2 separate regions of the Homo sapiens genome follow, and region 2 is linked to region 1. A link is a contact called in ENCODE Hi-C or POLR2A ChIA-PET data. All regions are on one chromosome and are shown on one strand. The core of a region is the stretch at or near the end of the contact, and the rest is flanking DNA. Distances in the headings are between cores, read along the strand shown.

Region 1 (4,153 bases), core at 229-2,728:
GAAAAACCTGAAATGACCAATTCCTTTCCAAATTTGGGTGACAGCAAAGGGGCAACCTAGTAAGTTGTTGTACCATACTAAGTTACAGTACCTTCAAAAAGCCTTCATGCCCAACTGCACCCTCCCTTCCTCTTGGGAAGACAGAGGAGCCTCAACTAGAATGGATTTTACTAATGAATCCTTCCCTTCAGTGGGAAAGGATTTTCTCTTAAGAAACAGAGTAAAGTCCTTAATGTGTGAGAAATAATCGACTAGCAGCTGAGATGGTAAGTTCTCACTAGGACGCACCAGTAATTCACTGTGTGCCCACCAGAGTAGGTCCTTAAATCTTTCCAGTTCCCATGCAGTAAGCTGCACATTCATTCTCACAGGTCAAATCCAGGCCCGGTGAAGTACTCAGAGGTGTTCCTGCCATTAGTCAAATGCTGAGGCACACAGCAACAGGCTTTCTCTAAAAAGGTGCTTACTGGTTATTGTCACCAACAGACAATCTGTGGCCCAACTATTTAGTTGGAACCAGTGGATCAGTAAATAACCAGACTTATTTACTCAATGAACCTGTAACATGAGTCTTTAATTAAATGAGTTCTAAAATATGTAAATAACTTCAGAATGAATATTTTAAATACTAGTAATAATAAGAGCTTTGGCCTATTCAACATCAACCAATGATATTCACCTACCTCCATCAGCCCATCAACTTCCTCCTTTGGAAACGGAGGAAATGGAGCAAACCCCTGTTTGAGGAGCCATTGTTAAAATTAGTGAAGTGATTAAATTGGTCACCGTTCTTAGATGCAGCCTTAAGTATTCACTCTAGCTGGCTTAGGTAGGAAGGGGTTATTGATAAAACTATTTGGTAGTTTACAGAATTCCTGAGGAAGGTATAGATGAAGGTCTGAGTGCCACAACAGCAGGAACCTTGCAGGCAAAGATCACACTTGGGGACAAATAGCCCACCATGCATGGTTCTGGGGGAAGGAGCCCTGCCCCTCGCTGCATCTTTAATGCTGATGATGGACGCATAAAGCTCCACCACCTCCTGGCTTGCCTCCGTGCACAGGGCCTGCTGCAGTGACTCACTTCTGCTCTGAGCGTTCCACAAGGTTGTCTGCTGGAGGGAGCCAAGTAATCCTCCCTGCAGGGGCATCTGGAGAATGCCAGGCTCCAGAGTTAAGCAACCTATGAGGCTGTCGGAATGGGGTGGAGTGACGCACTGGACATGAGCCACCTGGGCGACTTTCCTCAATTCTCTCAGTTGCTGATCAACTCAGAAAGATAACAACAACAACAAAAAAATACAGAACAGGACTGACTCTTGGCCACCACTCCACATGGCTTCCAGAACCAGAGCAAGAGAAACAGAGAATCCATGCAAAGGAAAGTCATTTAACATTTTTTTTAAATAAAATAAGTGTTATGTGAAAAATAGTTCTGTGTCTGCTCAGCGTCGCTGTGGGAGCCCTGCTTTGGTTATGAATCACTTTTCTCCGTGAGGTTTCCACGTGCCAGCCTTGCTGGGGACCAGCTGCCTGACGTTGCAGCATCTTGGATTCCCAGGGTCTAACTTCTCCTCCGTTCTAGGACCTGCCAAGCTCTTCTTTGTTTTTCCAGAGCAGCCTCCCTTTTCTGGCCTTCCTGGAACACCTTCCTTCTGAGCAGCCTGAGGTGAACCTCTTTTCTTTCCTGGCAAAAAAAAAAAAAAAAAAAAAAAAAGAAAAAGAGGTGTCGGCGTGTGACGTGACATCACTCTCAGCTGTTTTAAATTAACCTTCCCTTTGGTTGTGCCAAGGGAAAAGATGAAACATGATTCAGTGAGAAGAAGCCTGTGTGAAACTGTGGGTTTTTTTTTTTAACTGTTCTGTTATTTTTTAAATGTGTTAAAATGCTCATGAGAGAAAAAGTGTAAAGTTTTTAAGAAGCCATGTTTCAGAGAAAAAAGAAAGAAACCTCAAAGGTGTGTTAATGATCAATGTGGTCCCTGAAGGAGCACTCACACAAAGGCCACCACCAGTGGAACAGAATGTGGTCACCCATGGAAACACCTCCATTGGAGGCTGGAGGAGGCGGCACTGGGGAAAAGAAACAGAAGAGCAGGGATTTTTCCCATATCTCTGTTCTGACCTAAGAGTAGAAACAGCACTGCTGAAAACCACCATGGCTGGGAAGTGGAACCTTGTGCTTCTCAGGCACAGCAAGCCTGTGTCTTGCCAACTCAAGGGTGCCTTGATGCTGTACTACAGTCGCCCGGGCAACCTATGCTCTCTGGAGGGTTTCTGACGTTTCAAACATAAAATTCTGGGTAGTTGAAAACTATTTCCTCACAATCTGGGAGATAAATTCATGAATAAAGTAAGACAGAAAAATAATTTTAAAATTCACTTTTCTATAGACTGAGTGTTGTATATGGGTTTTACATGGATTATTATTTAACTTCTCATAATGTTTCTGTGAAACACACAAGCGGGTACCATTTTGCAGATGGTGAAATAGAATTGGGTTAGCTAATTGGCTACTGGCACAAGGCTGGTATGTGGGAGACCCAGGACAGAGCCACGCTGCCCCCTGGAAGGCATCCACGTTGAAAGGGAGGAAAATGAGATTGGTGCCATGGTGCTGTTTCTTTCAATCTTGCTTCAAGTTATGTTTTTCTTAATATTAGTGTGTAAATAGGTTACATTGTTTATTCTTTATGTAATAAAATAATCTGTTGTTAAACCTCAAAATTCTCATTAACTGTCTGTAGTTTGTCCATCACTGCATCCCCAACATCCACACATATCTTGAATAGAGTGGGAATTCACTGAAGATTAGGTGGGTTAGTCAATTCATGGCAATATCTATCAAATATGTGACTGGGCTGCTGGCTATAGAGCCTGTGGTGCTAACACAGGCTTCAAAAACGCCTCTTTCCCTGGTCCCTTCCGGAGAGGGAATCTTAAGTACATGACCTGCCTCAATCCCAGGAGACATTTAATCTTGTAATTTAATAACTTCACGAGTTACCACGAAGTTCAATGACTCTTGCACATGGCTCTTCTCCTTCCCCCTCCATCCCTCTCACCACAAAACACCAAGTCATTCACAAATCTCTCCAAGCAAACAGCAGAACCACTGCACTGAAGAGAGACGCTGCTTCAGTGACCATTGGAACCACCATTTCCTAAGAGCACTGGGAGCAGAAAGAATTGTCATAAAATATTTGCAATTAAGACTGGAGTTAGGCCAAGCGAGGTGGCTCACGCCTGTAATCCTAGCACTTTGGGAGGCTGAGGCGGGCAGATCACCTGAGGTCAGGAGTTCGAGACCAGCCTGGCCAACATAGTGAAACACCTTCTCTACTAAAATTACAGAAAATTATCCGGGCGTGGTGGCAGGCACCTGTAATCCCAGCTACTCGGGAGGCTGAGGCAGAAGAATCACTTGAACCCGGGAGGCAGAGGTTGCAGTGAGCCGAGATGGCACCATTGCACTCCAGCCTGGGCAGCAAGAGCGAAACTCCACCTCAAAAAACAAACAAACAAAAAAAACACAAACAAACAAACAAACAAAAAGACTGGAGCTAAATGGAGTTGCAGAGATGCGGCTGACCATACCTAAGATCTGAACCCTAAGCCACTGTGAGAAGAGACAGACTTATCTGCCGTTCATTGAGTTATCCCCCAAGCGTGTGTTGGGTGTCCATGATATCGTAGGAGCCATTACAAACACTGGAGACCCAGCATAACCCGGCATGACCCAGCATGAACAAAAACAGCAAAGTCCCCCTTGCTTCATGAAGCTTACAATCAATTGAATAGGAGAGAAAGGGAGAGGAACACACATATCAATGTCAGAGAATTAAAAGGGGTGATATGATAGTGCTGCCTGGCTATTATAGAAAAGAGTCTTGGTCTGGGTGTGGTGGCTCACACCTGTAATCCCAGCACTTTGGGAGGCCGAGGCAGGTGGATCACCTGAGGTCAGGAGTTTGAGACCAGCCTGGCCAACATGGTGAAACCCTGTCTCTGCTAAAAATACAAAAATTAGCCAGGCATGGTGGTGCATGCCTGTAATCCCAGCTACTCGGGTGGCTGAGGCAGGAGAATTGCTTGAACCTGGGAGGCGGTGGTTGCAGTGAGCCCGGATTGCACCACTGCACTCCAGCCTAGGC
Region 2 (4,468 bases), core at 1,013-3,512, 1.3 Mb before region 1:
ACCCCAGGTGGAGGAGGTAGAGCTCACGCCAGGTGGAGGAGGTAGAGCTCACCCCAGGTGGAGGAGGTAGAGGTCACCTGAGGTGGAGGAGGTAGAGCTCACCCCAGGTGGAGGAGGTAGAGCTCACCCCAGGTGGAGGAGGTAGAGGTCACCCGAGGTGGAGGAGGTAGAGGTCACCCGAGGTGGAGGAGGTAGAGCTCACCCCAGGTGGAGGAGGTAGAGCTCACCCCAGGTGGAGGAGGTAGAGCTCACCCCAGGTGGAGGAGGTAGAGCTCACCCCAGGTGGAGGAGGTAGAGGTCACCCGAGGTGGAGGAGGTAGAGCTCACCCCAGGTGGAGGAGGTAGAGGTCACCCGAGGTGGAGGAGGTAGAGGTCACCCCAGGTGGAGGAGGTAGAGCTCACCCCAGGTGGAGGAGGTAGAGCTCACCCCAGGTGGAGGAGGTAGAGGTCACCCGAGGTGGAGGAGGTAGAGCTCACCCCAGGTGGAGGAGGTAGAGCTCACGCCAGGTGGAGGAGGTAGAGCTCACCCCAGGTGGAGGAGGTAGAGGTCACCTGAGGTGGAGGAGGTAGAGCTCACCCCAGGTGGAGGAGGTAGAGCTCACCCCAGGTGGAGGAGGTAGAGGTCACCCGAGGTGGAGGAGGTAGAGGTCACCCGAGGTGGAGGAGGTAGAGCTCACCCCAGGTGGAGGAGGTAGAGCTCACCCCAGGTGGAGGAGGTAGAGCTCACCCCAGGTGGAGGAGGTAGAGCTCACCCCAGGTGGAGGAGGTAGAGGTCACCCGAGGTGGAGGAGGTAGAGCTCACCCCAGGTGGAGGAGGTAGAGCTCACGCCAGGTGGAGGAGGTAGAGGTCACCCGAGGTGGAGGAGGTAGAGCTCACCCCAGGTGGAGGAGGTAGAGCTCACCCCACGGCACCTCTTTGTCTTGTTGCATCGCCTGATTCAAATATCCTGCCCTTAGTCCTCATGCAGCCCTGTGTGTGAGCAAACCCTGCATCTACCCTGTCACTCGGTCACCTGCACCAGCTGTGGCCATTTCTCTTTTCAGGTGATCTGTATTGTTTGGATAGGGCCATGTCAGCCTGCCGTGGCATAGTTTTGAGATGCTAAGAGCTGGGTTAACAAGCAACCATGAGTAAGCCAGTTCGTCAGGGGTTCCCTGGGGTCCCGAGGGGTCCGTTGGAGGTGGGGCCGCCTGGCTGTGGTGGTCAGCAGCAGGTGACGGCAGTGCAGGGAGGAGGGATATCCGAGGTGGGACCGCAGGCTGGGTCCTAGGTGGGCTCTGGGAAGTAGGGAGGCAAGGGGAGAGGGACACGGGACAATTCCCAGCCACTGTTGTCACACACCAGGTGCTACGAAGACAGAACCAGAACATCTGGAAGCCACAGAATAGACACTAGGGCTGAGCCACAGCCTCCCACAAATGTGCAGCGATGGAAACACTGTCCCCCGAGAGGCCCTGCTGGCCCCACACTTGGCCATGGGAGGGCAGTGAACGAGGTCCCAGAATGTCAGCACCAAGGGCTGCCTGCCCATCCCCACCCCAGTGCGCAGCCTGCAAACCCGTGGCTGCCAGGGACGCCAGTCACCTGAACGTCCACAGCCAGCAGCGGCCCCGGGCTCTCTCTCCACCCTGCAAACCTGTGGCTGCCAGGGACGCCGGCCACCTGAGCATCCACAGCCAGCAGCGGCCCCGGGCTCTCTCTCCACCCCGCAAACCTGTGGCTGCAAGGGACACCGGCCACCTGAATGTCTATAGCCAGCAGCGGCCCTGGGCCCTCTCTCCCCAGGCTCTCTCTCCTGGCTGAAGGCTGCCTGTGTGTGCATGCAGGCGCGCCTGCTTGCATCCGTGACTGGCTGCACGCTCAAGGCAAACACGTGAGCAAGTGGAAAGTGCCCCGGGAGCCAGGAAGGTGCCTCCTGGCCATCCCCTCTCTTTGCCGCGTCCCTTCCAAAGTGTCCTGGCAACCTGCTCTCAGGAGGGTGCAGGGAAGTGACCACCCCACTGACCTGGATCACGGTGTCCAGCCCCAGTAGGGGCTGTTGGGAGGCGTCCCCATTGCCAGGCTCACTGGAGGCAGAGCTCATTGCAGCCCAGAGCGCAGGACCCCAGAGAAGTCTGGGCTTTGCTACCTGGCAGTTCTCCTCCAACTGGCCAGGGTCTTCCTTGGTCCACGGGCCCCACACCTGTGTGGCACCTGGCTCTGCAGTCTTGTGTCCCGAGCCTGGGCACCCAGTTGCTCTTGCCCTGTGGGTAAGACAGTATGGCCAGCTGAGCCCGTAGGCATTGCTGTGGCAACCGGGACGCTGAGAGCTGGGTTTCCCTGGAAACAGGAGTGCAGGACCCTGTTGCTGTGGGGACAAAGGAACGCTGTTGGCTGGAAGCAGTTTTGCCTGGAGACCTGGAGACGCCCTGGGTAAAACTGTCTACCTGAGCAACGGCACCTGGGAGGGGCTGGCCTTTCCCCCAGACACCCCCTCCCGCATTCGCTCCAGGGGGAGCCGTGTGCTTGCTGGACACACGGTGGGCAGAGGCAGCATGCAGAGCACTGGTCTTCCTTCATCTGGACTCATAAACTATGACTTTTGAAAAACATTTGTCAAAGAACGTAGTGGTCGTCGCAGGTGGTGGACTGAGACCTGGAGAGGGACGCTGCCTGCCTGAGGGGCAAAGGAATCTTGTCTTCCTGGCCTTGCACCTGTGAGTCCTTCTGGAGTCTGACTCCCGCTAGAGCCCTTCAGAGTCACCTGCCCATGGGTCCACCCTTGCCCTGGGAACCTGCACTGTTTCCCACCCTGTGGAATCGGAAAGGACCACCAGCCACCCTGTCCGAAGGGGAGAAGTCCCTGGTCAGCATGCGTGGTGGAGGGTCTGCAGAACTTGCCCACGGCTTCCCACCCCAGGGGCTGCCAGGGGCTGTCTGGATGCCAGGGCAGGGCAGCTTCCCATAGGTGGGGCAATGGGAGGGAAGCAGGGCCATGCCTGCCACCCCCAGGCCGGCTGTCCCTACAGACGCAGAGCTCTGTGGCTCGGAGTCTGGGCCTCCTGGGGCCTCAGATGAAGTCAGGTGCCTGGCAGGCAGCCATGCCAGCGTTTCCGCCCCATTCCACTCCCTCTGGGGCTCCTCATTCTGAGCTGGGACCTCCTTGAGCTGATGCTGGCAGGAGTCCCTCTGGGGAAGGGACAGCCGCAGAGGTGGGCCCTGCAGCAGGAGTGGCTGCCCTCCCATGAAAGGCTGCCCTGTTCAGGGGCCTCTGGGGATGGGTACATCTCCGAGTCTCTCAGAGACCCAGGTTCTTGGAGCCAGCCCAGGAGACCGGGAGGCAGCCTGCCCAGCAAGGCCACAGGGGCCCGGGCAGTGGAGGTGGATGCCAACTTGGGGGACCAGCATGTTTGTCCCTGGGGCTGCCGAGAGAGGGGCTGAGGGCCCAGGCCACCTCCTCAGAGGCGAAATTCAAGAAGCAGAGGCACCTGTACTCAAAAGGAGCCCTCCCAGAGAAACACCTGTGCTCTGTTCACCCCCACTCCTGAGGACAACCTCCAGGGTGGCCCTGCAGGGACAGGCCAGGCTCTCTGGCCAGACATGGCCCCATGGGCATCCGGGCTGGGCTTCACTGGACAGTCCCTGGGGTGCCAGGGGCCTGGTCAGTCCTTCCGAACCTCGTGCTTCTGGCCCAAGCATGACCTCTGGCTTCAGGTCCAGACTGAGGACACCCACTCCATGGGCTAGGCCCCTCCCTGAGCAGCCTCCAGATCCCCCAGGGACCCAAGACTGCCGGTCGCCCACCCTCAGAGTCCTGGGAGGCCCTGTGGCCATGGAGAGTCCTGCCCTCCATGCCTCAGCCTGAGTGGGGAGGGGCAGCGTTTCCTGCTGGGGCTCCGCTGAACTCCCCTGAGGTGGGTCAGGGCTTAGAGGGTGTGGCCCTGGCCTCTGGTGAGAGTTCCTGCTGGGGGCAGGGCGGGTGGAGTGAGGAAGGGGCATCCGTGTGGACCTGTGAACGGTGGGGAGTGGCTGGGAGGCTAGTGTGATCTCCCATGCGGGCCTCTTGGATAGGTGGAGATAAGACCTCATATGCCAGAAGCAAGTCCTGTGTCAGTCCTGACACAGATGCCCATGTTCAGGGGCGGCCCGGTGGCCTGAGTCGGGGTGTTGGAGAGACACCCTGACCTGAAGCCGTACATCCAGGCCAAAGGTGACGTGCACTGGGCCCAGCCAGGTGGAGACACCCCCTGTGGCCTCTGCAGGTGACGGCTCTCAGGAGGGCTGGTGGGCAGGGGCTCCCATCTGTGTTTAATTTTATTTTTATTTATTTATTTATTTTTGAGATGGAGTCTCGCTCTGTCTCCCAGACTGGAGTGCAGTGGCCCTATTTTGGCTCCCTGCAACCTCCCCCCACCAGGTTCAAGTGATTCTCCTGCTTCAGCCTCCAGAGTGGCTGGGATTAGAGGCACTCGCCACCATGCCCAGCTT

The links. Hi-C counts contacts between places; a loop is a spot of excess contacts on that map. ChIA-PET counts read pairs that join two places held with the same protein, here RNA polymerase II (POLR2A).
Region 2: a map of posterior cingulate gyrus shows a loop between it and region 1 (20-fold over the local background). The contact joins the promoter of CROCC2 here to the enhancer-like site in region 1. A Hi-C loop is called at or near these places in 1 of 168 maps with a recorded cell type or tissue (posterior cingulate gyrus). POLR2A ChIA-PET finds 5 or more read pairs at or near these places in 1 of 52 experiments (WTC11).

Annotation. Positions count from the first base shown.
Region 1 is chr2:239,628,111-239,632,263 of GRCh38, reverse strand. No RefSeq gene overlaps it. Among named protein-coding and RNA genes, the nearest start is that of LINC02991, 52 kb to the right of the region's middle. Within about 2 kb of position 1,478, at least 5 of the 41 ENCODE cell types and tissues checked have a DNase peak (open chromatin) inside an H3K27ac peak, as active enhancers do.
Region 2 is chr2:240,904,130-240,908,597 of GRCh38, reverse strand. CROCC2 (ciliary rootlet coiled-coil, rootletin family member 2) reads right to left here and starts at 2,262. Exons shown (of 32, transcript NM_001351305.2): 1 at 2,007-2,262. The coding sequence starts at 2,084. RefSeq lists an enhancer at 3,109-3,609.